Regions from separate parts of the Homo sapiens genome. Here regions 1, 2, 3, 5, 6 and 7 are each linked to region 4. Evidence: chromatin loops called from intact Hi-C (ENCODE). Cell type or tissue: endothelial cell of umbilical vein. All regions are shown on one strand.

Region 1 (4,000 bases), 600 kb before region 4:
GAAGAAATACTGCTGCTGCTCCTAATATTTATCAACAAGGAAGGAAGGAGGGAAGAAAGTAAGGAAGGAGGAAGGAAGGAAGGAACAAGGGAGGGAGGGGGGGAGGAAGGAAGGGAAGAAGGCATTTGGTTTTTGTGTTCTTTCTGAACAGCATGATCTAGGAAGCTCTATGTCACTAGAAATGGCAGAACTTTACCGTATAAGAGTTGGAGGGCCTGTATTCTACTTAAAAATAGTTTTTTACAAAATATTTTTAGAGTTTGAGGTGAAAAAGGGAAAAAAAATGAACTGCTTTTTGTATCACTTTCAGACTTGTAAAACATTTTGACTGGTAATATGTTTCCATTTTCACAAAAATACTTTATTTTTTTGAGGTGAAGTGGGAATGAAAAAGCATAAGGAAGAAAGTTATAGAGGAGGCAGAAGAAAAAGGAATAATGATAAGCACAGGAAGGGAGAGTGGGATTATTTTTCTCAAGAAATTTGCATTGTGCCAGAAATTTCAGAAGGAATCAAGTCTCCAGCCTTAAGACATAAAACATTAATGGGAAAGATTAACATAATACCATTATATTTTCAAAGTCCCAGTCAAATCCATCAGTGAAATGCATGTTCCTATTGTGCATGTATTATAATAGGTACATTTTTGTAATTATTAAGTTCTTTAAATAAAATTATTTCCTTCTACTTTTTCATTCCAAAAAATTTCATTTATTGCATGTAAAAAAATGCAAAAACATATATAGAAAACACTGATTCTCTTTTAGCCCCAACACTGAGGTAACCCAGGTCATCGACCTGGTGACCACCCTCACTTCTCCCTTTACATATAAAAGCATGCAAAGGCAATTTGAAGTTTTTGTTTGTTTGTTTGCTGTTTCAAACATCAAATATACCATAAATATTATGCTGGAACTTACTTTATTCACTTAGCAGTACATCACGGACCTCTCATGTCAATAGATAGAAATCTAAATCATTTTTTTAAACAGTCACTTAATAATATTCCATTGTAAGAGCTTACCGCATTTAAATATTGCCCTATTAATAGATAATTATATTGTTTCCATATTTTTACTACCACAATTAATGCCACAATAGAGGTTTCTTAATGTGGCCTTAAATAATGATATGCATATATGTATATATATGTATATATGTATATATGTGTACATATATGTATGTGTGTATATATGTATGTGTGTATACATGTATGTATATACACATATATACATATATATACACACATATAGGAAAGCCATTTAAAAGTGGAGTTGGCAGGTCAAAGAGAATATATATTTAAAATTATAATAGACATTGACAGCTTTCTTTCCAAAATGTTTGCAATTTATATTCCCACTAACAATATATTACAGTGTCCATTTTCCCATTTATGTCTTATCAACAATGAATATTATAACACTTTTTAATTTTTGCCATCAGATAGGAAAGATTGTAAATTATCAAAAGAACCGTTCTGCAGTGTTTTCCTCAAATTGAATTCACAGTCTATCTGTTTAGGTCTCTGGCATCTATAGCTGGTTTGCTTCATAAGGTCAGCATGTAGACTGGACTTAAGCAGTGGTTTTCTTTGCCGTACTCTGAGGTCCCAGATTGACTACAGGAGACTGTATCATTGGAATTGAACTACCAAAAAAAAAAGCATGTTATATAGGTTAATACCACCAATTGTCATATATGAAAGATACCTTGATATTCACTGGAAACAAAATAATAGAAACACAAATCTGAGGGGTTGAAGGAGCTATCCAATGCTTAAATCTTAACTATGAAATCTCTACCAATTTATTATTTCACCTCTGCTTAAATTCCTCTAATGATGGAAAACATACAAAAGCAGACAGCCTATTCCATAATAATAAAGCTAACTTTTATTGAACGTTTATTCTGTACCAGACAGAATTGTAAGTGCCCGGCAGGAAGTATCTCATTTAATCCTCACAAAAACCCAATGGGGGAGGATTTACTACTATACCTATTTCACAGAATAAACCAAGGCACAGATCACACAACAGGCGAGTGGTTGTATTGGATTTGAAGTCAACGGGAAGCCGTACTCAACCTCTACACCCTACTGCCTCCCAGAGGCAGGTTTAGAAAACTGTGAATGCTAACTCTCTATACAAAGCCCAACATTTCTTCCTGTAGCTTTGTTGCATTGCTCTTACTTCTACTGTGCTGGTTTCCAAGAATTCTCTTTAAACCTTTGCATACGAAAATACTACCAATATTTGCAAATAGCGATGAGATTATCTATTTGTCTTTAATTCTAGAAATAAAAGTGTGTTTAATGGAAGCCAAAGAAAAATCAGCTCATAGAATCCACCCAATGGCAAGAGAGAGAAAAGATAAGTGACCAAATCTCTTACTTATTGCAGACACCAAATCAAGCTAGCTATGAGTCTTTATAGGAAATAGGGCTAAAAATTTCAGGAGGAGGAACCAAGTCTCTAGTCTTAAGACATAAAACACTAATGGGCAAGATTAACATAAAACCATTATATTTCCAAAGTCCCAGTCAAATCCATCAGTGAAATGCATGTTCCTAAAAGGACTTCCAAGAATACCTCAAATACCAAAGGATTAAGGTCCTTTAGTAGTACAATGACAAATGAGAGTACAGCACTTATAAGAGACAAGTTTAATAATGTTCCAGTTAGAGGAATTCAAAGATAATGGAGGGTACAATCATAAAATTAAAACAACCAAAATTTCCACATTTATCACAAGAGAATGGATTCCGTAGAAACACAAATAGAAAACAAACAAAACTAGACGGCATAAATCAGCATAATAGAAGTAAAGTGTGCCTGTGATGAACATCTGGTATGTCAGTCAAAGATTCAGCAAGAATACACTAATGTAAGGCTGACCTTACATATGTAAGGACTCTCTCTCTCTCTCCCTCTTTCTCTCTCTCTCTTTATCAACATATGCTTTTTGCTCTTAAAATACCTCATATTTTCCATTTATAATCTCTTTAGTCACAGAACTATTTCTCCTCACTTTTTTTCTCTATCCTTTGCACTCTCAGAAAAGAGAATAAAATTAGCATTTTTCTTAAAATCCAGGCCACATTAACATTATAGCTCTTTTATTTTGCTAAATTAATTTGTACATATGTGAGGTCAAGAGCTCATGGAGTTTTATTCCTGCAACTGCCTTGCATTTTTTCACTACTTATTTTTCAATGCATTCATCATCACTTCTTTACATTCAAGATAACAGCCTAACCTGTATTGCAGTCTTGCATTGCAATAATTTAGAACTAAACACTAAACATTCCTTCCAAACACTAAAATAAAAACTACAAAGGAGGAGCTTTGTTAGGTGATTATGGACTTTGTGTGTGTGTATTCCATTTATCTGTAATTTGTAAAAAAATTTATATATTTATAAAAATTTGGTTTTATTTATTTTTAAGTAGTGGACTCTTAAGATAATTGTTAAATCTATCTGAATATCCCTTTTATTGGTTTGCTTTCAACTTGGTTATTAATTATTAATTGAATAAATTGAAGACAATTTAACCAGATACTATCACTTTGGAGATTTTGAAATATTTTGTTTTCTAAATTTAAGTGAAGTAAATAAGCTTTTTAAAAATATGGACTTTAATGAAAAATAATATATGTATTTTCAACTTCTGAACCACTATGCTACAGATAAAACATAACCATTGATGTATCTATTTATTTCATAACTTTTAAACAATTGTTTTGTAGAACATATAATAGAGAATTGGCTAGCTTGAGACAAACATTTTAAATATACTTACAGAATAACTTTTTTCCTCTTTGCATCAGAGAATGTTAAGGTTAAAAAGACTTACAATTTTCAAAAGTTGTGCTATTCTTATTACTTGGAATCCTTTTTGTCAAGTCTTTTACCTATTCTTCTATTGGCTGTCAGGATTTTACTTAATGCTTTGTAAAAAAAATTAATGTATACTTTGGAAAACTTGCCATATTTACTAAAG
Region 2 (4,000 bases), 770 kb before region 4:
AGCTGACTGCACTGCTCACATGATTATCTTGAGCCAACCAGGCCAAATAGGTTCTGGTTATCCTCCTATACTTGACTGTCACACAGCTTATGTTGCTTGCAAGTTTGCTTGATTGAAGCAAGATTGATTGCCACTCTGGTAAGAAGCTGGAAGGTGACCCTAAATTCTTGAAATCTAGTGATGCTGCCATCGTTCAGATGGTTGCTGGAGTGTTGAGAGCTTCTCTGACCATCTCCCTCTTGGTCATTTTACTGTTCATAATATGAGACAGACAGTTGCTGTGGGTGTCTTCAAAGCAGTGGACAAGAGGGCTGCTAGAGTTGGGAAGGTCAGCAAGTCTGCCTGGAAAGTTCAGGAGGCTAAATGAATATTATCCCTAATACCTGCACCCTAGTTTTATTCAGTGGTTGAAGAACAGTCCCAGAAGTATTTGCCTGAATAGGCCATTTTAAGTTTAATAGTAAAAAACTGATTAATGATAGCAATGCATTATAAAACCTTCCGAAGGAAAGGAGAACATTTTATGGAACATTTTTGGGTTTTTTTTGTGTGAGAGTTCTTAAGTTGTTAGTCTTTAAAATAATTACTTCTTAATGGAAATAACCTGACCAAAAAAAAATCTGTCATAGAACTTTGAAACCCATTAAAATATATTTTAATGAAAAAAATAGACTTAAACATAAGACGTGAAAAGTGTAAAGCTCTTAGAAGAAAACATGGAAAAACTTTCATGACATTGGTCTTCGCAATAATTTCTTGGCTACAACACCAATCATGGATATATGATACGGATGTTTATAAACATATGCACAGGCAACTAAGGCAAAAATAGACAAGTGGAATTACATCAAACTAAAAATCTTCTGCACCTCAAAGAAAACATCCTGAAGAGTGAAAGGCAACCTATAACATCTAAGAAAATATTTGCAAACCATACATATGATAAAGGGTTACTATCCAAAGCATATAAGGAACTCCTATAACTTAACAGCAAAAAAAAAAAAAAAGACCTGATCAAAAATTGATCAAAGGACTTAAACAGACATTTCTCCAAAGAAGTCATACGAATGGCTAAGAGTTATATGAAAACATGCTCAACATCACTAATTATGAAGGAAATGCAAATCACAGTTGGATATCATTTCACACCTGTGAGAATGCCCATTATCAACAACCAAATAAACAAACAAACAAAGATAAGTGTTGGAGAGAGTGTAGAAAATTGGCACCCTTGTATACTGTTGGTGGGAATATCAAATGCTACAGCAGCTATGGAAAACAGTTTCCCAAAAAATTAAAAATAGAACTACCACATGATCCAGCATTCCCACTCCTGGGTATTTATCCAAAATAACTGAAATCAGGATCATAAAGGGATATTTGCTCTTCCATGTTCTCTGTAGCATTACTCAGAATAGCAAAGATGTGGAAACATCCTACATGTCCATCAACAGATGAATGGATAGTGAAAATGTGTTATATACATACAATGGAAAATTACTCAGCCTTAAAAAAAGAAAGAAAATCCTGTCATTTGCCACAACATGAATGAATCTGGAGAACATTACACTAAGTGAAATAAGCCAGTCTCAAAAAGACAAATACTGCATGATTCCACTTAAATGAGACATCAAAAATAGTCAAACTCACAGAAGCAGAAAGTAGAATGCTGGTTGCCAGCCAGGGTCCGTGAGTAGAGAGAAATGGCAAGTTGCTGTTCAACAGGTACAAAGTTCAGTTATATAACATGAATAAGTTCTAGAGGTCTGATATACAACACTGTGCTTATAGTTAACAATACTGTACCATAAACTTAACAATTTGTTTATAGAGTAGATCTCATGTATCTGTGCCTCCACAATAAAAAAAAAAAAATCTCAAATCCATTCCCTTTCCCACTTTCTCTTTAAGCTTTCTCTAGTTGAGGTTCTCAACAGTTCTACTAAACAATTACCGTAGCCTTCTAACTAGTCTCTATGTCTCCAACAGGCTCCTTTTATCCAATTCAAAGCACCTAAATCTAAAGTTACCTCTTTAAAATATAGATGTGATGTGGAAGCCTCCTAAATATATACCATTTTATGGTTATTTCCTATTAGTCAATGCCAAAGCAGTTAGCATAGTATACAAAGTTCTTCATAATCTGACCAAACTACCTTTGTAGCCTCAGTATCAAGTTCCATAAATCCCACACTCCAACCACATGAAATTAGCAGTTATTTGAACAAGTTCTTGTGCTTAATTTAATATTTTGTTACTTCTTCCATTCCCTATGGCTCAAATTGGAGTTATCTGATGTTAATCTTCCTCCTTAATGCCCCATATCCTATAAATAATAACTCCACAGACAATCATGTAAAACTTCAGACTATTACAATTTGCAATGCAAAACATATTAAATAATCCTAGCTGGTTATATCAAAAGGAGGAAGTGAAATATATTGTTTACCTCTTAAAAACCAAAATATTTACAAGGGTCATAGGGTATGATTATCAAATTATATTTTTCAGTATGGATTTAAAGACATAGGTTGGGGCCTATAAAAGCAGTTGTTCTTGGAGATTCTTTTCTTTCCCTAAACTTTGCCTGGTAAGTTCATCCACAGAAGTAAATTCCATACCATCATCCTCTTCCTGAACTCCAGTCAGAGGTTTCCTTCTACTTAGAAGATATTCCTATTAGAATACCTGGCACATCCAAAATTAAAAACATCATCTTCCCTCAAAATATGATCCTCTTACCATATGCCTTATTTTTACATTTTCATGCTAACTTTTCCCTAATCTAACCTTTTGCAAACTTTAGAATCAGGGAACAACCTTTCCTTTATTAACACATCAATAACTAGTTAAAACCACATGAACTCTGTGTCTGCATTTTACAAAAATGACCACTAGATTGCATTGTTGTCTGGTCAAATAGGCTAAGGATATAGCTGTATGTTACCACTTAGTACTAATTCACCAAGATAAGCTGCAATATTGTCACTTATCTAGAAAAATAAACATAAGTAAACATGTGACTGTGTGTTTAAATAATTGTTAAAAGGTAACAAAATAATTCATACTTTAAATAAAACATTCACCATCACAGTTAGTTAAAATGCTTAAATTTAACAACCATGAAGTTAATTTTTGAAATTAGGTTCATTTAAAGGTGCCCAAATATTAAGCAAATATTGTATACTACTTAAAATATTTTTATGAAATATCATACCTAACATTATGTCTTTAAGATTTAAAATGTCTAAATATGTAAAGGTCTATTAAAATGCACATAATTTATCTGAATCAAAATGAAAATATATCTAATAAGTAATACCATTCATCTGGACTCTTTTAGCTGTCTCTTAATATACAAATGCATTCCTTTTCTCCAAAACATGGCAGCTGGGAATGAAAGATTTCAAATTATCATTTTCACATCATATTCCATCATCTTTTCATCAGTTTCTCCTAGCTTTTCTTTGAGCTCCATTCTTTTACAAGAGGTCTCTTTTTAGATCAGTCCATATTTCCATAATCCACACTGCTGTTTCCTCCTCTTCTCCCCAGGGTAGAATAACCCCCACATCCAGAACTATGGCCTACAACTGTCATTAAGCCTTATAACAATAACAAGATAACAAAAGATCGGGTGGAGAAGAGGCTAGCTGGTAACATATGTTGATCAAGTTCAATATTTTCAGCTAGTACACAATAATTTTAAACTTAAAAATTTTAATAATGAAGTACCTTCATACCTACTTCTTATCCTAAAGTGTATTTCAGGCTTAAATTTTAAATATTAATAAGTAACCTGACAATACTTCCTTTAAATCGTTTATCTATTAATAATGTGAAAGGGGGAAGGAAAAATAGAAATCACACCAAAGAGAAAGGTGAGATGGCAATTCATGGATAATTATTCATTTTATAACCCACTCAACTTAGCCTTATTTTGCTAAAAAAAAATTAGAAAAATTCCCCTAAAAGTCATTTTAAAGCAATATACAGTTAT
Region 3 (4,000 bases), 940 kb before region 4:
AAGTAAAGTCTTTCTGAATTTGTAAATAATGGTCCTTAGTAAGTTAAGAGGAGATAAGTGATCTTGAAAGCTCTAGATCAGCAGGCCTAGCACAAAGTAGGTGTTCAGAGGAGGTATACAATCTCGAAAGCTGTAAACCAGCACACGCTAGATACTGGTTGTGTTGAACTGAATTAGACAGACTCTCCATTATGGTATGTCCATTATGTTCACAATGCATTAAATGCTTATTAATGCTAAGTTGGGGTCTGTTCTAGAATTTGACTAAAGAAATCTGCATATTAGATTTTAGAGAGAATATGAGAAATCAGAACTGACCCCTTTACAGACTGCTTTTACTGAACACAGATTAGGAAGTTTAGTTTCTATCTAAAAGATCCCAGAAACACAGTAGTTTATAATTCATTTCCCCATTGTTAATCAGAAACTACATAAAAACCCATTCAATGGCAGCACTCTATCAGGGATTCTAAAAGACTGTCTCTCACTGAAGTGTGTTAATAGGTAGAAAGAAGGTCTTGTATTCACAGGAGGTCTCATTATTCACCTGTGTTTATATGTAGTATGGTTGTGAACTGTTAATACTTTTAGCCAACTTTTAAAGATAGTTCATATGCCAAGTAATTATATCAATTTTAAATTTTTAAAATACATTGTTTCATTATTTTTTTCTGGTCTTTAATATTTGAAAATGCAAATTCTACCAAAGACCCTGCACTAACTTTTCAGGACCAAAAGATTATTGATCAGTGCAAATACAAGTTTTATAAGACTATTAAATAGTATTCTCAAAACAAAATAAATAAGTCAGTAACCCTTTGATAAATGGTAAGCTATTTGCAATTTCACTTTTGTTGACAGGGTTTCAATATTTCAACATTTAAAAAGGTTTCTTAATACATGACAAGTCTACTGTATTATCAGTAAGACACAGAATTCAGTTCCTCTCACTAACTAATGTGAAGATGACTTTTCTAGCTGGGATAAATAATTTAGAAGTCAGTACTGAAGAAAAGAACCATATTATTTTCAATCACCTTAGTAAATTATGTTTTCAAAAAATATACAGCTAAGGGTTAAAATATTTGTTAGTAAAATAATTATAGCTGCATTTTATTTCTCAGATTTACCATATTAATATATAATGAACATAAATGTGTATGTGTGGAATCACACATAAGTAGAGTATTAAAATGCTTCTGGTGTTAAATGAATCAAAGGTCTTAACAGAAATTGCAATTATATTTTGGTGTCAGAATCAAATAATACTAGTTTTCAAAAGCATTTACTATAAACGTCAAAGACACTAATAAAGGCAAAAAGAGAACAGATCTGTGAAATAACTGATATTATATTCATATGTTAGAAAAGCCATAAAGAAACTTCAGAGAAGGTTGAAAAACATAGTCCTATTTTGTAATTAGTATAGGCGCACAGGCCAACTTAAGATATTTATGTATTATTCTAGTGTTTTATGTTAGGAAAACATGTTAGGAAATATAACAATGTGTAGCAGATACAAATCCAGCTCAAATTATAAGATCCTATTATACCCCCATAGTTAGAGATCTATTGACATTTCTGAAAATTCCTTTCTCTTGGGGGACACTAATAGGCAGCAGCAGTAGCCCTACAAAGAAAAGACTGGTTTTTCCTTTCATCAACACCAGCATTGATCTCTGACAAACTTTAAAAGCAGCTCTATATTCAAAACCAGAAGAAAATCAGCATTTCTTTATCCTAAGATTCTTGGAAAACAATAATAATTTGTTTACAAAAGGTAGGCACTTTTGGAATAGAGAACTGTTGTTAATTTAATCAAGACCCCTTACAAACAAAAAAGGCAACAGGGAAAAAAAACAAAGTCAAATAGGACAGAATATAGGGAGGAAAAAATATTAATGATGTGATTACTGATGTAAAGTCTAGAATGGTAGTATTCACTAGATTTACTAAATGGAGAAATTGAGTACCTTTGTTTTTGTTTCAAGACATTGTAATAAATGTCAGTCATTTCTGGCAATAAATTTGAAGAGTAAAATTACAACATTAAGGTACATGTCAACTTTAAAATGTCTCAAAATATATACTGAACATGTTCACATAAAAAGATTATCTTCCATTATATGTTATTAATATACTAGTATTGTTCAGCAGAGCTAAACATTTTAAAAATGAAGTCCAAGCAAGTTATTGAAAGGAGCTGGTTTTGAATTATTTATTTGATAGAATTATGTTCTTGAATAATCTTATGACAATATAAAGGTCTCAATGTGTATTCTGTTGTGTTTCTAAAAGACACACTATTCTGAAAGGCGCTAAAAATTTTTTGTGTAACTATCTTCTTTTAAGGAAAGTACTACATAATGTCCACTAGAGGGCACCCTTGTAATCCATAACTGATTTAAAACAAACATTTAATTATAATCAAATTTAATATTTTGGAAATTAATATTATTTCAACAGAGAAACAAAAGAGAAAAATAACTTTCTGTCACATTAACAATATGGAGAGTGTATTTTTCAAAGTGAACTCAAAAGATCAATTTATAAATTATTGACATTAGTATTAATATAATTAGTCTACATATATCTTTGGAACGCTGACTGCTAAAATGTGTTTTCATTTAGGCAGTATTTTTTTTATGGACATGGACGTGTGTTAAAAGAAGAACATTCACTTAACTTATTTCAAAAGAGTTGATCACTTGAAGGTTTTTTTTTGTTTTTGTTTTTTTTCTGAGGCAGAGTTTGGCATGATCTTGGCTCACCGCAACCTCTGCCTCCCGGGTTCAAGTGATTCTCCTGCCTCAGCCTCCCGAGTAGTTGGGATTATAGGCATGCATCACTATGCCTGGCTAATTTTGTATTTTTAGTAGAGATGGAGTTTCTCCGTGTTGGCCAGGCTGGTCTCGAACTCCTGACCTCAAGTGATCCGCCTGCCTCGGCCTCCAAACGTGCTGGGATTACAGGCATGAGCGACTGTGCCTGGCCTATCGCTTGAAGTTTTACAATATTTTCTTATTACTTTAACATTTCAGCTTGATAACAGTGTTCTCAATACTGAGCCAAATTACACAGTGATAAAAATAAAGATTGTCTTGCTTATCATGATTTGATTCAATTATTTGTATTATTTTGTAAACGTTTATTTTACAAAGTAAAGTATTCTTTCTAATTTTCTGCCCCACTCTCACCCCATGTAACAACTATCTTTCTTTTTTTGATTTACAATCACTTTTTTTTTGGTCAAAAGTAAGTGGTTACTCTCCTCTATAAACACTGAGTACACCATTTCTTTCCTGACCAGTAAGGCAAACTATTCAATAGATAGTATTTTTCCAAAGATCCCAACAAGTATACAGTTTTCCGAAATCTATTACATCATCCGAACAAGAAACATTGTATTTAATTACATTTATTTTATTCCCAGAGTCCAATGAATTCCTATGAATGAAAGTGTTTCATAAATACAATACTATAAACCACACCCTACTAGGTGTGGACATCCCATCTTTTCTTATGCTTAGGAACTAAGTAATTTAAGAGAACCTAAGATATTCTTTTCTTATAAGTTTCACAGAAAATTACATCTGTAGCATTTTAAAATATGACATTTATTATATATAAAAATAAACTATTTGATTGCTCATATTTTTAAATAAGATGCTAACATATTGAGATTTCTCTTAAGTCCCTGTTCAATCAAAACATGGCTTTGAAATGCTTTACTTGTAAGTCTCTGCATGCATAAAAGTATATATGACTTCTGAGCATATTTTAAAATATAAAAGTATGTTACTCATCAACTATAAAATGAACTCATAGCTATTGTGCTATGTTCCACAAATCCATTAGAATGTTTTATAAACCATTAAATACATAAAGATCCAAAAAGACAAAAAGTTTCATTTCTAAGTGTGATATCACCTTGTATAATGGATAAAAATATAAAATCACAGATTATATTTTATGCTTAAAACATTCTTATGGCCGGGCG
Region 4 (4,000 bases):
ATATAGGTTAACTGTCATGTTTTCTTAGGTTCCACTTGACTGTGACAATTTTTGATGACTATGAAAATTTTGAGATGTAGTTGCATTTAAAAAAATAAGTATATTTAAATCTGTTTTTTTTTTTTACATAGTAATGGGGTCTTGATGTACTGCCTTAGACTGGCCTCAAACTCCTGAGCTTAAGCAATCCTCCTGCCTCACCCTTCTGAGTAGCTAGGACCAAAGGCATGTGCCATCATGCCTAGCTAAGGAGTACTGGTATCTTGTCCAATGTACCTCAGTTGGGATTTGCCTGATATCATGGTTAGGTTGGGTTTATGAGTTTTGGGGAGGAAGACCATAGCCATAAAGTACAATCAAAATGACTTATCACTATTAATGTTAACCTTGATCACCTGGCTGAGGTGTGTTTGTCAAGTTTGTCTATGGTAAAGTTATTCCTCCCCACTTTTTCTGAATTGTGCCGTTTAGAAGGAAGTCACCGTATGACTTACATGGAGTGAGGAGTTATGCTCCACCTTCTTGGGTGGGGTGACTTTTCTGCATAATTTGGGATTCTTTGGACAAAAGATGTGTCTAATCTCCCCCCATTTTCTTATTTAATCAATTGTTTTTATTAGCAGGAACTCCTGAATATTTATTTTAGACTTTGGATTTCATAAAGTTTTTAGGTTATGGAAAACTCCCTTGATTTTATTTAGATCTCTTATCTTACCAGCTCAGCTCTTGCCACTTCTTACCACATACTCAAAATTCTAGGCACAGGAAACACTTCTCTGTTTGCAGACATGCCACTCAGACATCTCTCTGTCTTCACACACTATTTCTTCACCTGGAATTCCCTTTTCCATATACTGTAGTTGAATTCATGTCAGTTCTTTGAGATCTAGCTCATATAACTGCCTGGAAATTAGACTTTATTTTCCCTTCCTTGGAAGTTTATGTATATACCTTTATAGTAGTATTTATCACATTATCTAATATTTGTTTGCTTGTTTATCTTCCTCACTATATTGTGAAGTCATTGTGATACAGGCTATTCCTTACTCTATTCTCCAGTAGCTAGCTCTCTGCCTAAGCAAGTTCTTGACAATATACAATATTTGAATGGATGGACAAGAAATAGAATTTCGCTAGTTAATGAAGCTGATTTTAGAAGGACTCTCTTGAGTCCTTTCTTTAGAAAAATGACATCGTGGTTCTGCTGTTAATACAATATACAATTTGAGTTGTTTTTATCTTCTTATAATGATGTGTTTATTCTGATCATGTAGACTTCCATATGCAGTAATCTTTTAAGATCAGGCATTTGTGAGATGGCTGTCCAGAGTGAAGAATGCAGTTCCTAGCCAAAGAGCAGCCTTTCCCTCTGTGAGGAGAACATATCCCCCAAGGCAGGAATGGAAACCAGAGTGACCTTGGCCTCATTAGTAGACTGCCTTAACCAGCTGAGCTAACCAGCCAGACTACAAAGATGGCAGGAAAGAAATCTAACAAACATAGACATTCACTTTGTAACATATAAAGTACAGTCTGTATTGACACACACAAACTGGCTTGACTGTTTTGACTGTCAAGTAGTCAAGAAAATATTTAAGTCAGTCAAAAAGCAGTCAAGTTGCCCAACAAGCATGTCTGACTTTCTTTTTTTCTCTGACTAGATTTTGAGTGCTGATTTGACTGGTTTGTGTTTGTAGAAACAGTCACATTTTCCTTGCCAAAAGAGAATGCTTTTTTTCACTGAGACTTAATGAAATAACTGTTACATCATATAAATTCATTTCCTTAAGCATATGTGTCAGACTATCAAATCAGTTAAGGAAAAGTCTCATCTTTTTTTCTCTTTGAAATTATGGATGGGCTAGTTTGGTTCCAAATTAAGTGAATTCATAGTGCCATCTAGTGCTTCAAAACAGAATTATCGGAGCAACTGTGGAGATACCTTAAATCAGGCATTGGCTTTAACACATTATCTTCAATTCTATGTTTAAAAGAGTCACCTAGCTGATCCAGGCTAGCATTTTCTTTTTTGGATTATTACAAGTTGATTGGGTATTGAAGTTTTATCACATTTACTGATGTGAGAAGTCATTGATTAAAGTATAGCTTGAAAAGAACCCCCAAAACATAACCAAAAACATATATCCCTTTTATTTTTAAGAGTATTAAGGATGAAACTAACCCACAAATAAAACCAAACGGTGCTTCATAAGATAGATGATGAAAATCACAACCATATATAAATTAAATCTCCTCCCACCCAAACAAGATGAAGTAAAACAGAGGATCGATGTGATTTTATTTCATGTGCTTTTGAAATATACGTTCTCAGAGAGGCTTTAGAACCGAGATACAAAGAGGAAAATGTTCACTGAAGAGAATAAACAACACATAGATGAGAGAATTGTTTCCACCTCAAGTAAACAAACAAACCTCTATTTTCCAAACAGTTTCTGCCTTGATTGCCGTCCATTCCTTTATAAAATGGTGGCAATATTTTCAGAACTTTATGTAAAATTTATGAGGGAAACAGGCATAGTTAAGACACTCTTGATTTGGAACCATTGCTGATCAAGGGACAAAATGTGACATATTTACATATTTTTCTTCAGAATTGAAATAGAATAATGTTTTCTATTTCTCTGCACATTAAAATTTTAAAAGCCCTTGCATGTGTTATTTCATCTCCCAACCACACTGTGCAGTATCATTAGCCTCATTTTAGAGTGGGTAGCCGAATTAGCATTCAAACCCTGTCTCATACCCTCCAATGCACTGACAAAGCTACATGTGCCTTTGCCTTTTTTTTTCCTTAGGGGTTTTTGAGAGCTTAGATCTGAAACAGTAAGAAGAGGAGTAGGGTTAGGAAGTGAGTGTAAGGGGAGGAAGAATTAAATGCATACATAGGGAGAGAGGGTCACTCACACTGCCTGCAAGAGAGGCAAGCAGGGAAAGCCTTATGCAAAGTTTCATACAGAGCGTCATCACCCATGGTGTCAGAGTTATCTAGAGAATGGGACAATAATTACGACTGTTGTAAACAATCCAGCCTTAATGAAATATCCTTAAATACAATATTCAGAAGTATCAAACACTAAATGAGAATTCCTAAAGAGTGGATGAAAATTCAGTACAGAGATCCATTAACGTATTGAGTAGCTTTATATCAATTGCTGCTAGTCATATGTAATCAATTTCTTTTTCCTACCCATTCTTGTTCATTTCAGATAATTCACTTTGGTTTTGATGTTACTAGAGATGCAAAGTTGTATTTTATAAATATTTTTCAGTTAAAAATTGTTTCATAGTATAGGTTTTAAAATGTGATAATAAAGCTTCATTTTGAATAGAGTTTTGCTTTAATCATTGTAGATCAGCCTTAATGTACTCAATTAAAAGTAGTTTTCTCATTATCATAAATGTTCTAATATGCATTTCCACCTATCCCTAATTGCCTATCCTAGGGGAAAGTCCTTTGCCATTGCAGCACTAAGTCACCGTAAATGAAAAAGCATGCTTAAATACTAAAATATTTATGATCTAGTCTACTTGCATTATCAACTCATCACAACTTATTGGTAAGCAATTGCAGTGCCTCTTGGCTAAAAAAGCAATGCCAGAAGTGGTAAGGCTCATGCTGACAGCTGTGTCTGGGCTGTTGCTAGCTACTTCAGTACTCTTTGCCCTTGGCAAAGAACTTAGCGAGAGAACAATAAAACATATTGTTGTAAAACAGTAAAAGGTACCCAGTTTGCCAGTTTGCATATTTCTCTGCAGCTACCCATGATACAGGTAGCTATGGGCAGAGCTTGCAGCTTTGCCAGACTTGCTGGCTTTGAACAAAAGTATTTTGTTTCAGGCCATTCTATTGGGTGGGTTCCTGTGGGTATTTTGAGGAAGACTAGGGAAAGAGGTGTTTGTGTGTTTGTGTGTGTGTGTGTGTGTTTTACTTTGTTTTTACTGTTTTTTAACAACAAATCATGAATTAATTTACCCCATA
Region 5 (4,000 bases), 390 kb before region 4:
CTTAAAAATTCTTTTTTCAGTATTTCGAGGCAATGGGGTTTGTCTGTGAGGTTTTTCTTTTTTTCAAATTATCACAAATCTCCAAAAAAAATTTTCAATATATTTTTTTGAAAAAAATCCATGTGTAAAATGGACCCATGCAGTTCAAACCTGTGTTGCACAAGGGTCAACTGTATTTATTTTTCCTTAAGTTTTTGTCTGATTTTATGATTCAAATCATTACAAATTTTGAAAAACAATTCAGCAATAATCTTTGAACATTGCCTCTCTTCTTTTTTTTCCTCTTTCTGAAACCCCTCTTAGATACTCATTGGATCTTCACATTTTACTTCCATGCCTTATAACCTCACTATACTATTTTCTATCCTTTCATGTCTCTGTCTATTTGAGTATTTTCTAGGTCTGTCTTCTAGTTTACTAATTATATTTCCAACTGTCTAGCATGTTATTTAGCCCATCCATTTGGTTTTAAGTCTCAATCACTATGTTGTTCATTTCCAGCTATTACATTCAGTTTATTTTCTATTCTGTTTTTTTTAAATACTATCATATGTTTCTTGTAGTTTCTACCTCCTTTTGCCATTTAAATTATTTTAAATAAAACTATGTTATGGTCAATTTATGAGCAGTATATTAAGTTCCTGAAATGCTAATCCTTTTGTTTGTTGTACCTTCTGACTCTTACTCATGCTCAATCATTTTTGCATGTGTTTTGTAATTTTTGTTCATGAGCTAATCTTCAGTGGATTTTGGGTTTTTTATGACAGTTCTCATGTCCTGTTTGTTGAAGGGTTGAGACAAAACAGTTTTAGATGTGCTTCTGCCAGGCAAATGGATACGGTAGGACCATACTGGGGACAACATTTATATATATATTTTTTTGCATTGAGAGAGTCTCTCACTAAATAGATTAAATTCTAACTCCAAATTGTCACAGGACTGTGACATGCTTTTTTTCTATATCCCTAAACTCTGGACAAAGATAAATTTTCTTGCTACACACAGAGACTATTGAGGAGTATTTTTCTAGTCTTTCATTGAGAAGATAGCCTTTTGAGAAGCCTGGTTTTATATAGGGGACTGAGTTCCAATTACTACATACCTATGCACCAAAGATTTTTTTTTTCTATTCCTGAATGGTGTTAGAATCCAACTACCTTGCTAAGATCCATTTCTTGATGTGACAACATTACTGTATTTCTTTATGGTCCTGTTTTTCCATTCCCTCTTTTGCTTCTGTCACTTGGAAATTTCCCTTTCTTTTCTTTCAAGCCCAATTTTATATTAATTTTTATTGTTACTGTTTTATTTCATGTATCATTGATAGTATTTTAGCTCCTTTTTATCACTGCCTACCAATTTGCCCCCACAGAAATTCTAATCATTTATACATTTTGAAGTTCATTTCTTTTTTTCTTGAAATTATCCCTGTTTTCTCTGATGGCATTTTCCCCACTTTCTGTGCTGAGGTATCTGAAATTCCTATTTTTTTGTTTATATTTTTGAATAAAAAATTGGCTCACTGCAGCTACAAACATCCAAGCTTAGTCAATCCTCCCATTTCAGCCTCCTGAGTAGCTGGGACTGCAGATGTGTGACACCACACCCAGCTAATTTTCTTATTTTTTGTAGAGATGGAGTCTCACTATGTTGCCCAGGCAGGTCTCAAACTCCTGGCCTGAAGTGATCCTCCCACCTCAGCCTCCCTAAGTGCTGGGATTACAGGTGTCAGCCACCATGCCCAGCTTGGTGTGGGGTTCTTCTGTAGTTTCATAGTTCTGTTTTATGACATGCCACTCCCTTAAATAGGAAGGCTAATTCTAGACTCCATAATTTTCCCAGACCTGTTGGAACCTTTGTTATTACTACAGCTTTACCATAGGATGGAGTGCTTTAGTGTGTTTTACCACTGGATGGAGCTGCCTTCTCTTTGAATTAATTTCCTCAGTGACTGATGTGATGGTTTATCGTTACCTTTGACTCTATTCTGCTCCTCTTGCAGGCTTTGAAAAATATATTAAATTCTTCTCCAGGTAAAAAAGCAAGTTTGAGTTTTATCCTTGAGGGCTAAAACATATACTTCATATACTTTGTGTATGAGGAGGCTATGAGCAAAGGAAAGCTGCCTAAATGATTGGGCTATGCCAACAGCAATTATATATTTAATTGTCACCATAGTCCACTCCTTCTCTTGGTGGTAGCTGCTTCTGAACTAATAGCTCTCCAGGACCCTTTTGACAAGAGCCATTCTTACTTCTGATGTTTTGGAATAAAACTTTTCCTGACTTGTTTTCTTCATCAACTTGAAATTTTCTGGCCCTTCTAACTTTCCAGCCATCTTATGGTTCCATTCCTCTAAAAACACTGTTGTCTTTTCAGTGGGACCTCCTTAATGAGGAGAAGTAGATGCATGTATTCAGTCTGCCATCGTAAATCCGGAGCCCTTATCAATATTTTAGAAGCAAAGCATTTAAATAAAGGAGCAAATGTATTTTAAAGTTTTTATAGTAATTTGAGTAAAGCATACAAATATAAAAGTGAACAAATATAAATGTACAGCTCAATGAATTTTTATGAAGTGAATACCCATGTGTCTAGATCATGAAACAAAATACTGCCAGGGTCCTGTTTTGGCAAGGGAGATACATAAGATTTGTTCTCAAAAAAGATCAGACTTCTACAAGTGGATAAGTGACTCTCTCAGCTATCTCTTGGCCAATTTTTGCTCCTTCTCCAGTGGGTAAATGAACATTTTGAATGTTATTCCATTTTCTGGTTTTATTGAAAACTATCTTTGGACACTTGCAGGTTGTCACAAGCCATTTCTTCCCTTTAGCCACTGAACCACACTTGCCTGAAAGATTTTGGACTATTTCCTAAGGAGACTATTTTGGTCTTTATAACATATTGTCCTTTTACTGGTCACTGCCATCAGAATGAGTCTAAGTGTCTCTTTCAGATAGTTCAGAGGTTATAGTAGTTTCATCTTTCTAGTATAGAAATTTGAAAAATTTAGAGATGTATCAGGATTTTATATAAATAAATATGCTGAGTAGTAATACAATAAAATTTTAAATTTCCCCATAATTAGAAAGTTGCAAACATCATAATGCTCTACACATAGTTGCTAATAACTGTGGAATTCTTTCAGGTTTCATTTCCAAATGTTTAGTCAATCCTATCAGCTAGAGATTTCTTCAGGCCGCTTTTCCGCCTAACTCAGTCCATCTTCGGTAACTTAACTATTACATGCATATAAAATCTTTTTTATTGCTCACTGATCAATAACTTGTCATGGCTTTCAAGTTCATTCGGATTATTTCTCATCTTTTTTGAAATAAAAAAGTTTTTGGATTATTTTTCATCTTTTAAAGCAAATGGCTTATGTATAGATTATGATTGAACTTTTCGTTTTCTTCTGAAATAATTGTCTGCTCTGGGGTTTTCCTTCTTCTCTGCTGCCCATCTTTCTTTTATCCTGGAGGCAAGATTTGTTCACGGATCCAGAAACAATTCCACATAGCAGATGAGAAGGGCATGGAACACAGGGGAAGGGGCAGCAGGAGTTAGCAGTAGGAAAGAGTAGAAAGGCAGGTATTCCAGACCATTATTTAGCTGAAAGCTATAGGACACTACTGAAGGATATTAAGCAGGGGAGCAGCATGGCATCCCAATTCTTACCCATTCTGTATAGAGAAGAGAGAGTCCAAAAACCACAGTTTCCTTCATGCTACACTCTAGTTCAAAAACTTTGAATGCCCTTCTATGGCCTTCTGAATCCACATCAGATTTCCTTCAGATATCTAGGTGGGTGAGGTCACAAATCACTGCAATTAATATTAAAATGTTTTAACAATGCTAAATTATGATTATAAATAAGATGAACAAGTACTATGACAAGTTAGTGATATAGATTAAATCGGAATTAGGTCATTATGGGCATGAGCATTCATTAAAGAGATGAAAATTGAGAGTTATATCTTAGCAAATATATGTGTAT
Region 6 (4,000 bases), 950 kb before region 4:
GTGTCATACATACTAGTTCCAGGAAAACTGCAAAAGACTCTGAAAGGAGCAAAATGATTATGAGGTGTCTGACCAGTGGAATTATGAATGCTGTCTAGAAGGTCCTGTGGGGGTTATCAAGTTTTGTAGTGCTCTGCATCTTTCATTGTCTTCAACTATCTTGCCAGGATATAATTGGACAAATTGTATAACCAACGCCTTATCTTAAGTGGCAGTAATGACAATCCACTAGAATGGAACAAAGAGGTTGTTGTATTTATGCAGTTAATGCCCACAAAACCCTCCCAGGAAAACTTACATGCTGTCTGCCTGAGAAAGTCCAACCTTATTGGGGTAAGGAAGGCCTTTTTCTAGAAAACCAGGAACCTTAGCAAATTTGGAGAATCTCAAGAGGAACTCACCTTAATTTACAGATGTTTCAGGTAAACCATATGGTGGCAAGTTTTCTTGGGCTTAGTTGCTTAGCTTCAAGATAGCAAATAGCAGAGACTATATAGGCTCAATCTGAGGTTTCTTATGAAAATTTACATAAGTAAGGAAATTCTGAAGGCTTAGCTAGTCAATACTGCATGGCTCTAGATTTACAATGCAAACTCAAGAAGGCTTAAATGGTTAATTAGCTTTCTGGTTGCCCCAACATAAATAGGCCAAATCTAGTAAGAACAGTCTTCTTTTTGTGACTAAGAACAATCTTAGAGATTATTATGAACACAAGTGGGGAGACTGTCGGGAAAACTGTGAAAGACTTTGAAATGGGCAAAAAAAATATTGCTATCCTCCCAGTGGAATGCTGAGTGCTGTCTAGCATTCTTTTCCAGGTTTTTCTGATACTATACAGGTCTGCACCATTCATAGGTTCTATTTTTATAGCTCTGTAAAGATAGAAATTAACTTGTGAAAGACTGACGGTAATGCAAATGTTTCTTGTCCATAGAGATGCAAGTAAATTTTGTCCAGTGAAGATGTAATTATTACATTGTGGATATTATGGTTTTGTATCTGTCAGCATATACATTTCAGTACTCGAGTGTTTCTCTTTTTCAGATTGTCCTTTATACCACCTTACTGGGGTTTCCATATTAATTAATGAGCTAATTAAAATATGAGTCATAAGTTTATTTTTATTGTAAAATTATTCTTTAGGTCAGGCAGAAATGTTTTCTGAATAAATGAATATCTTTATACATAGTAGGTAGTTTTTGCTGAGAACCTATTAATGAACTGATAAGAAAAACATAAAGGATAAAGTACTATACTAGTTCACTGACATAAACATTTTTAGTGTCCATGAGGCACAGAAGGGTATTATATTCATTCATTCAACAAAGATTAAAGAAATGCCTGCTTTGTGCCAGGCATTGGGCTACACGCTAGAGCACAGTGATAACTAAGAAGAGGCCCCTTGTCCTCATGGATATTATATTCTAGTAAATGAGACATGAATTAAATTGAACAGTCATACAAATAAGCATAAAAATTATGACTTCGGTTAATTTGTACTAAACTATGATTGCTATGAAAGCCCTTCAGGAAGTTGACCTAGTGTGGGAGGTCAAGGGAAGTCTTTCCCTGAAAGATATTTGAGTTGAGCTCTGAAAAGTTAGTAGGTTAGTTAGATGATGGAAGATGTAGCAATATGTGCAAATGTCCAGTGGTGGGACAATCAGGGCAAATACTAAGGAATGAAAGGTAACTATTGGTGCATTGTGGATTGGGGCTTATGTTGGTACATGGGATTTTTTAAGGGGCCCATTAAGACTTGCAGTTATCCTCTTAATCACTAGATGGCAGACATATATTAAGAAGGCAAAAGCTGGAAATTTAAATTCAAGGGGGATTATAATAGTAAGGTGGGGGAAATCATAGATTTAGCAGGGAAGTATGGGAGATGAGAATTTAGTAGGGGCAGGCAGGCATGGGATAGCCTCTGGACTTACAGGTCCTGATAATGAAGAGCAATAGAAATCCATCTAATCAAGAAATATTTATTGAGAACCTACTGAAAGCTGCTACTGCGTATTCCCTGAAAGTCAGTAGCTGTATCTCATTTTTCTTTCAGTTCTTAGCATCTCTTCACTTCAACATCCATTAAGCACTTATTACATGCATACTACTGCCTTCCATGCTGTGAAGCATAACAAAATAAATGAAAAAGATGTTCCCTTTTCTCAAGACACTTAAAAAATATAGGGTGAAATGCCAAAATACTACATATAGTAGAGCAGTTATAAATAAAAACTTTATTCCTCATTGTATGAACATAATTGATAAACTTTTTGATCATAGATGAAAATCTTACATTAAATGACCATTAATACTGATAAGTAGTGTCAAATTGTTGATGTTCCTAAATAATGAAAAAATAGGTCCAGTCAGCTAATAATATAACTGTAACTACATATTATAAACATCGGTAAATTCTGAGATCAAATAAGAAGGTATAGAAGTTTCTGAACTGTACAGACCTGGTGTAGCTATCACATTAACACTGGTTATTTCACTAGTCATGTTGATGCTGTGCAAATTAGTAACTCTCTTGAAAGACAGTACTGTGCAAAACAAGGGTACATTTTTTTGGATGTAAAATACATCATGAGAAAACAAAATAAGCAAAGTTTTATATCATTCTGATACAAAGAATTAAGAATAAAATGGGGAATTGGATGTCACACAACCTCAATTAGACTGCTCCTAGGGCCTAAACACACATAATTGTAAAAGTTTTGCTCCCCTGAAAATGTAAAATGTCAAGTACACATCTAATATATGTAAAAATTCATGAAGTGAACATTCGTATAACAAGGGATGCTTGCTAAGAATGTGAAAAGGTACTAAACTAATGAAAAAGGCTATCAGCATGCAATACAACTTACTAGAGGAGATATTCTACTAGAAACACTGACCCTACAGGTGGACACTAAGTGAAAAAATATATACTGGTAAAGACAAGAAGGAAAAGTATTTTATATGAAAGAAAAAAATGTAAGAAAATGTACACAAAATGTGACAGAGGTAGAAGGACCAAGACACAAAATCATAGAACTTAATGTCTGAGGAGATCTCAAGAAATAAGTTTAGTTTCGTTACAGTAAGCAAAATAAATCTTTCTTTTCACTGCAATGGTTTCCAGAAAGTGAATCAGAAAGTAGAATGATGAAAATCACTCCCCTGATGCACCAAGGAGACTGTTAACCTTGCAGTTACCATTTTGATCACCAGGTGGCAGACAAATATTAAAAAGGCAAAATGCAGGGTAAATTTAAATTCCTGGGGTTTGGGAGGGGAAGGAATAAGGGATATAGGCAGACGAATGAGAAAATATAACTTTTTAGACATAAGAAAATTAAGATGCTTGTAATACATAAATTTTTTGAAAGTAGGTACAATCTGTACTACCCTCCATTTTACAGTTGAGGCAACTGAGATCCAGAAGTGTTACCTTGCTTATCTAAAGTCTACAACAAATCCCCAAGCTTATGTATTTTGCAGCCTAAGAAAAAAATACCTGCATGAAATAATATGTGAATAAATTAAATAATAATGTATAATTATAATAGTGACATCTTAAAATGCATGGCAGTTTATAATTCAAAACAAGCTTTAAAAAGATGTGTTTTAATTTGTATAGGTAATAACTAAAGAGTTAAAAGACTTACCCATGATTGACTTGCTTCAATGTGTTAGCTACTTTATGTACTGTATTTTATTTCATTTAAATATCTACTATACAACAAATTTGGTGAACATTTTCTCTATTTTACATATTAGGAAACCAAAAGATTAACAAAGCAAAGTGACTTGGGCAAGACAAGGTAAATCATAAGTGACAGAATGTGACTCCAACCCAAGTGTTCTGACTCATGAACAGAACTGTTTTCATCATAACTATGCTAGATAAATAAGTCCAGAGAGACCCAGAAGAAATAAATGTCCAAGAACTAGCCTGAGAAAGGCTAGCTCTAAAAATGGCAAGCTATAAATCTCATTTTTTAAGGCAAGT
Region 7 (4,000 bases), 1.1 Mb before region 4:
CGATTGTGGTGGTAGTCGCACAGTGTATACCTTTGTACACCTAACATGATGAATTATAAGTGAATTACATATCAATAAACTCAACTTTAAAAAAGTGGAAGTGACCTGGACCTCTGTTGCCTCTGAGATGTCCATCCTAACCCCAGTTTCTCACTCTTCACCCTACTGTAATCCAGTTTCTATCTCCACCACTGCACAAAAAACTCATTTTGTTAAGGTCAGCAAAAACATTCTGATTGCAAAATTCATCCTCAGTTCTTCTTATGACTTCTCACAACTTTTAGCATAATCAATAACTTCTCCTTTGAAATATTTTCCCTTTCTCTTCCACAATGCTGCTCTCTCCTAATCATGCATTCTTAGCGTGATGAAAAGTTCCTCAACCCCCTAAATATTGGTGCTGCTTAGATTCCCATATTTAGAATACCTTTCTCATTTTCTATTTACTTATGACTCGTTTGTTTTAAAGTAAAGTTGAGCATTGTAAACAAGGGCATCACTTTTGTATTTTAGGGTATTTACCTTTGTATCAATTGGAAGATAAATTTGAAAAAGGCAAAACTGAAGGAAGGCGGGTAGGTTGGGAGATGATATGGAGAAGTGATGGATATCCAAATAGTAGGGCTTTGGAAGATAAGGATAGATTAAAGAGATGTAGAAGAAAGAATCAGTAGGGCTTGGCAATACATTGAACACAGCTAGGACAGGGAAATAGAATTGTTAGATGAATGGTCAAATTTATGGTCAATTTATACAATCTGAATAATGGTGGAGTCATTCGGCAAGTCAGCGAACATAAGAAAAGGAAGAGGTTTGGGTATAAAGTGATTATTTCAGCTTGGAAAATAATAAGTTTGATAATCCTATCAGGAAGATATTTAAAGAAATCAATCTGTATCCCAGGGAAGGAGTAGAGGCACTATATATACATATTTCCATTTATATGACATTCTGGAAGGGGTAAAATCCCAAGGACAACAGAGATAATAGATTGCCAGGAGCTGGGGTCAGGAAATGATTGTGTGTGTGTGTGTGTGTGTGTGTGTGTGTGTGTGTGTGTGTAATATGCAGATATAGACTATATATGTGACTATATATATGTATAATAGTTGTCTATTTCTTTCAGAAGTAAAGAAGGATTCAAGTCTCCATGTATTTCTCTATGTTATTCTCTCCACTTGCAATGCTCACCTTCTTCATCTGTTATTTCCAATTCATCCTCCATGAAATGATTCAGATGCCATCTACTTGAGGAAATCTTCCTTGATTAGCCCCATTCCCTCAAGCCCACCTTTATCCCCTAACTCCACGCTGTTAGATGCACATTTTTGGACATTTTAATGTCACATTTATAACACTCTAATGAATGTAGCATTTAGGGTACTTTAATGCAACTGTTGATTAGTTTAGTTGTCATTTTCCCACAAAAGATTGTCAGCTCCTTGATGTCTTTCATCTGTGGAACATGAGTGTTTTTTACAGTGCCTGGCTTATAGGAAATAGTCAAATAGGGTTGCAGCATTACACTGTTGGAAAGAACATGGTGTAAGAAATCAAGTAGATATGAGTTTGAATTTTGACTCTGCTAGCCATAGTCTGTGTGCTTGGTTAAATCGTTCAATCTCTTTGAGTTTAGGTTTCTATAAAATAGAGATTATAATGCTACTTTCCTCATCAAGTTTTTGTCATGTATTAGTAAACTACTGCCGCATAACAAATTTTCCCAAAACTCTGCAACTTAAAATAATGTCCATTTATTATCTCACAGTTTCAGTGGATAATGGCTTAGCTGTATTCTCTGCTTCAGAGTCTCTCACATGGCTACAATCAAAGTGTCCTCCAGGGCTGGGGTCTCCTCTGATGGCTCAACAGGGAATTAGTCCACTTCAAAGTTCATGTGTGTGGTTTTTGGCAGGTACAAATTCCTTCAGGGTGGTTAGACTGAGGATCTCAGTTTCTTGGTGGCAGTGAGCCTTCTCTAACAATGGCAGTTTGACCACAGTCATTATGAAACAGAGTCTTCTGGCAAGGTGGAAGTCAAGATCTTTTGTTACATAATCACTGAAGTGATATCTCACGACCTTTGCCATATTCTGTTGATTAGAAGCAAGTTGCTAGTTCCAGTCCAGACTCAAGGGGAGGGGCTTATCCAAGGATGTGAATGCCTGGACATGGGGATCATTGGGAGCTATAGAGTCATATAGAACTCTGCCTACTACATGTGAGGACCAAGTCAATAAAACCAAAAGATTCACTAGATGCCTAATATTATACATGGCAAGTGCTCAAACAGCTATTTATGTCCAATGGATAAATGAACTCATCCATCAATCAATTGTTCTGCAATTAACCGGAGTAACCACTAGATGGTGGTGCATCCTTCACAGCATTGTGCCATAAAAGTAGGGTCAGAGATTTTGAATGTAAGAGCTTTTTTTTTTTTTTTTTTTTTAAAACAGATAAGGTCTTGCTCTGTCACCCAGGCTGGAGAGCAGTGGCGCAATCTTGGCTCACTGCAGCCTGCAGCCTCGACATCCTAGGCTCCAGCAATCCTCCCATCTTGGCCTCTAGAGTAGCAGAACCAGAAGTAAAAGAGCATTTTTTTTTTTTTGATGATGATGATGATGATGTAATACACAAAGACACATTTTAAAAACAGAAACTATACACTCCTAACTAAATCTCTTTTGTATCTCTGGAACTCTTACAAAACCTATCCTGCTTCTTCCTTCCAGAGTAAATTATAAAATGTGCAAACAAAATAAACAGAAACTCCTCTCCTCACTTTGATGTACAAGGTTTCTCACTCGGATACTATCCAGCCCTGATTTAAGGTTTCTCACTCAGATACTATCCAGCCCTGATTTAAGTTTCCTTTTGACTCTTAAAGACTTAAAAGCTTTTGTGTTTCTGTTTTGAAATATGTCTGTTATCTTTTTCTAAATTAAAGTAAAACATATTCATTGTAGAAAATTTGGAAAATATAGAAAAGAAATAAAGGAAGTTAAAAATTCTAATCGCACACCTAAAAATACTTTAGTATATCTATTCTGCTTTCCTTCCCTTCTTTTCCTCTCTGTTTTTCTCTATTCTTCCCTTCCCCAACACACACATACATATACACAGAGAAATTGAAATTATATTATATATAGTTTTGTATCCGAATAAATTGCTACCTCACAATATCTTTAAACTTCCTTTTTGTAATACAATTTTTGAGTCCTTGCCTTTTACTGCTGTGTTTAAGCATATATATAGCTATTATTATACCATTTGTAGTGCCTTGCTCCTACCTTCTCATTTTCTGTTATTGTAGAGTGTGGGTTTTTTTAAATTGGTGTTTTAAAAATAATTTTTGTATTTTTTGTATATTATTTTGTTGATGTTTATCTCCACCAGTGTTCTGGAATTTCCATATTTTGTTTTCATTAGGCTACTTTTAAACTTAAAAACATTTTTTAAATGTTTTAATCTATTCTCCTCTAATTACCAAGGTCAAAGTGAAATCATATTGTTTTGATTGCCCACTATGTAAGACAAAGAATTTAGCATGTTTTAAATAAAATTTCATCTTTTCCATGATAGCATGGTCTTTGCTAACATAATCATGAGCTTGGGAACAAATTGTTGTCATCCAATTATTATTTTAACATTTTGGAAATTTATTTTTGAAGAATAACCTTGAACAATTTGTCGTATTTTGTGTCTTCTGTTTTGCAAAATGATTTAGCCATACTTTCAAATTGAACTGGTTTTAATGTTTATGACCAGTTCTTTAATAATCTGCCCACTAATATTTGATAATGTACTATTTTATGCTATTTAACTAATATTCTTCCCAATGATATTATAATTTTTCCCTTAGTCACATGAAGTTTATCTTTAAGTATTTTTAGGCTATGCACTTATCATAAGTAGTATCTCTTTCTGTTATCTACAAATTTGAATGACAGTTTCTCTGTGCACAGAATTTCAGGGTCTCAGTCTTTTATATTCAAAA

Evidence for each region. A loop is a pair of places that touch in the nucleus more often than their neighbours do. Peaks named below come from ENCODE experiments on the same cell type or tissue, not always from the same donor. Only the 100,000 strongest peaks of a DNase experiment are listed, where the experiment ranks them.
Region 1: it touches region 4 in a loop (4-fold over the local background); 11 of 110 quality-filtered maps call a loop at or near these places.
Region 2: it touches region 4 in a loop (4-fold over the local background); 3 of 110 quality-filtered maps call a loop at or near these places.
Region 3: a loop joins it to region 4, with 8 times the contacts of the local background. A loop is called at or near these places in 45 of 110 quality-filtered maps.
Region 5: a loop joins it to region 4, with 7 times the contacts of the local background. A loop is called at or near these places in 63 of 110 quality-filtered maps.
Region 6: a loop joins it to region 4, with 11 times the contacts of the local background. A loop is called at or near these places in 45 of 110 quality-filtered maps.
Region 7: a loop joins it to region 4, with 25 times the contacts of the local background. A loop is called at or near these places in 5 of 110 quality-filtered maps.

Annotation. Positions count from the first base shown.
Region 1 is chr1:197,867,010-197,871,009 of GRCh38, forward strand. No RefSeq gene overlaps it. Among named protein-coding and RNA genes, the nearest start is that of C1orf53, 34 kb to the right of the region's middle. In endothelial cell of umbilical vein, a CTCF peak has its summit at 2,103; a DNase peak (open chromatin) is centred at 2,092.
Region 2 is chr1:197,690,269-197,694,268 of GRCh38, forward strand. The region is part of intron 3 of DENND1B (DENN domain containing 1B); the gene reads right to left. It also overlaps the pseudogene EEF1A1P32. Among named protein-coding and RNA genes, the nearest start is that of DENND1B, 83 kb to the right of the region's middle. In endothelial cell of umbilical vein, no CTCF peak of the experiment used is centred here; no DNase peak of the experiment used is centred here.
Region 3 is chr1:197,524,588-197,528,587 of GRCh38, forward strand. The region is part of intron 20 of DENND1B (DENN domain containing 1B); the gene reads right to left. Among named protein-coding and RNA genes, the nearest start is that of DENND1B, 250 kb to the right of the region's middle. In endothelial cell of umbilical vein, a CTCF peak has its summit at 2,359 (motif pointing right); no DNase peak of the experiment used is centred here.
Region 4 is chr1:198,463,855-198,467,854 of GRCh38, forward strand. The region is part of intron 1 of LOC105371677 (a long non-coding RNA gene); the gene reads right to left. Among named protein-coding and RNA genes, the nearest start is that of ATP6V1G3, 75 kb to the right of the region's middle. In endothelial cell of umbilical vein, a CTCF peak has its summit at 1,907 (motif pointing left); a DNase peak (open chromatin) is centred at 1,797; H3K27ac peaks cover 360 bases.
Region 5 is chr1:198,070,479-198,074,478 of GRCh38, forward strand. No RefSeq gene overlaps it. Among named protein-coding and RNA genes, the nearest start is that of NEK7, 85 kb to the right of the region's middle. In endothelial cell of umbilical vein, a CTCF peak has its summit at 1,894 (motif pointing right); no DNase peak of the experiment used is centred here.
Region 6 is chr1:197,518,120-197,522,119 of GRCh38, forward strand. The region is part of intron 20 of DENND1B (DENN domain containing 1B); the gene reads right to left. Among named protein-coding and RNA genes, the nearest start is that of CRB1, 250 kb to the left of the region's middle. In endothelial cell of umbilical vein, CTCF peaks have their summits at 1,779 (motif pointing right) and 3,216 (motif pointing right); a DNase peak (open chromatin) is centred at 3,242.
Region 7 is chr1:197,397,874-197,401,873 of GRCh38, forward strand. All of the region lies in intron 5 of CRB1 (crumbs cell polarity complex component 1), which reads left to right. Among named protein-coding and RNA genes, the nearest start is that of CRB1, 130 kb to the left of the region's middle. In endothelial cell of umbilical vein, CTCF peaks have their summits at 2,363 (motif pointing right) and 2,565; a DNase peak (open chromatin) is centred at 2,348.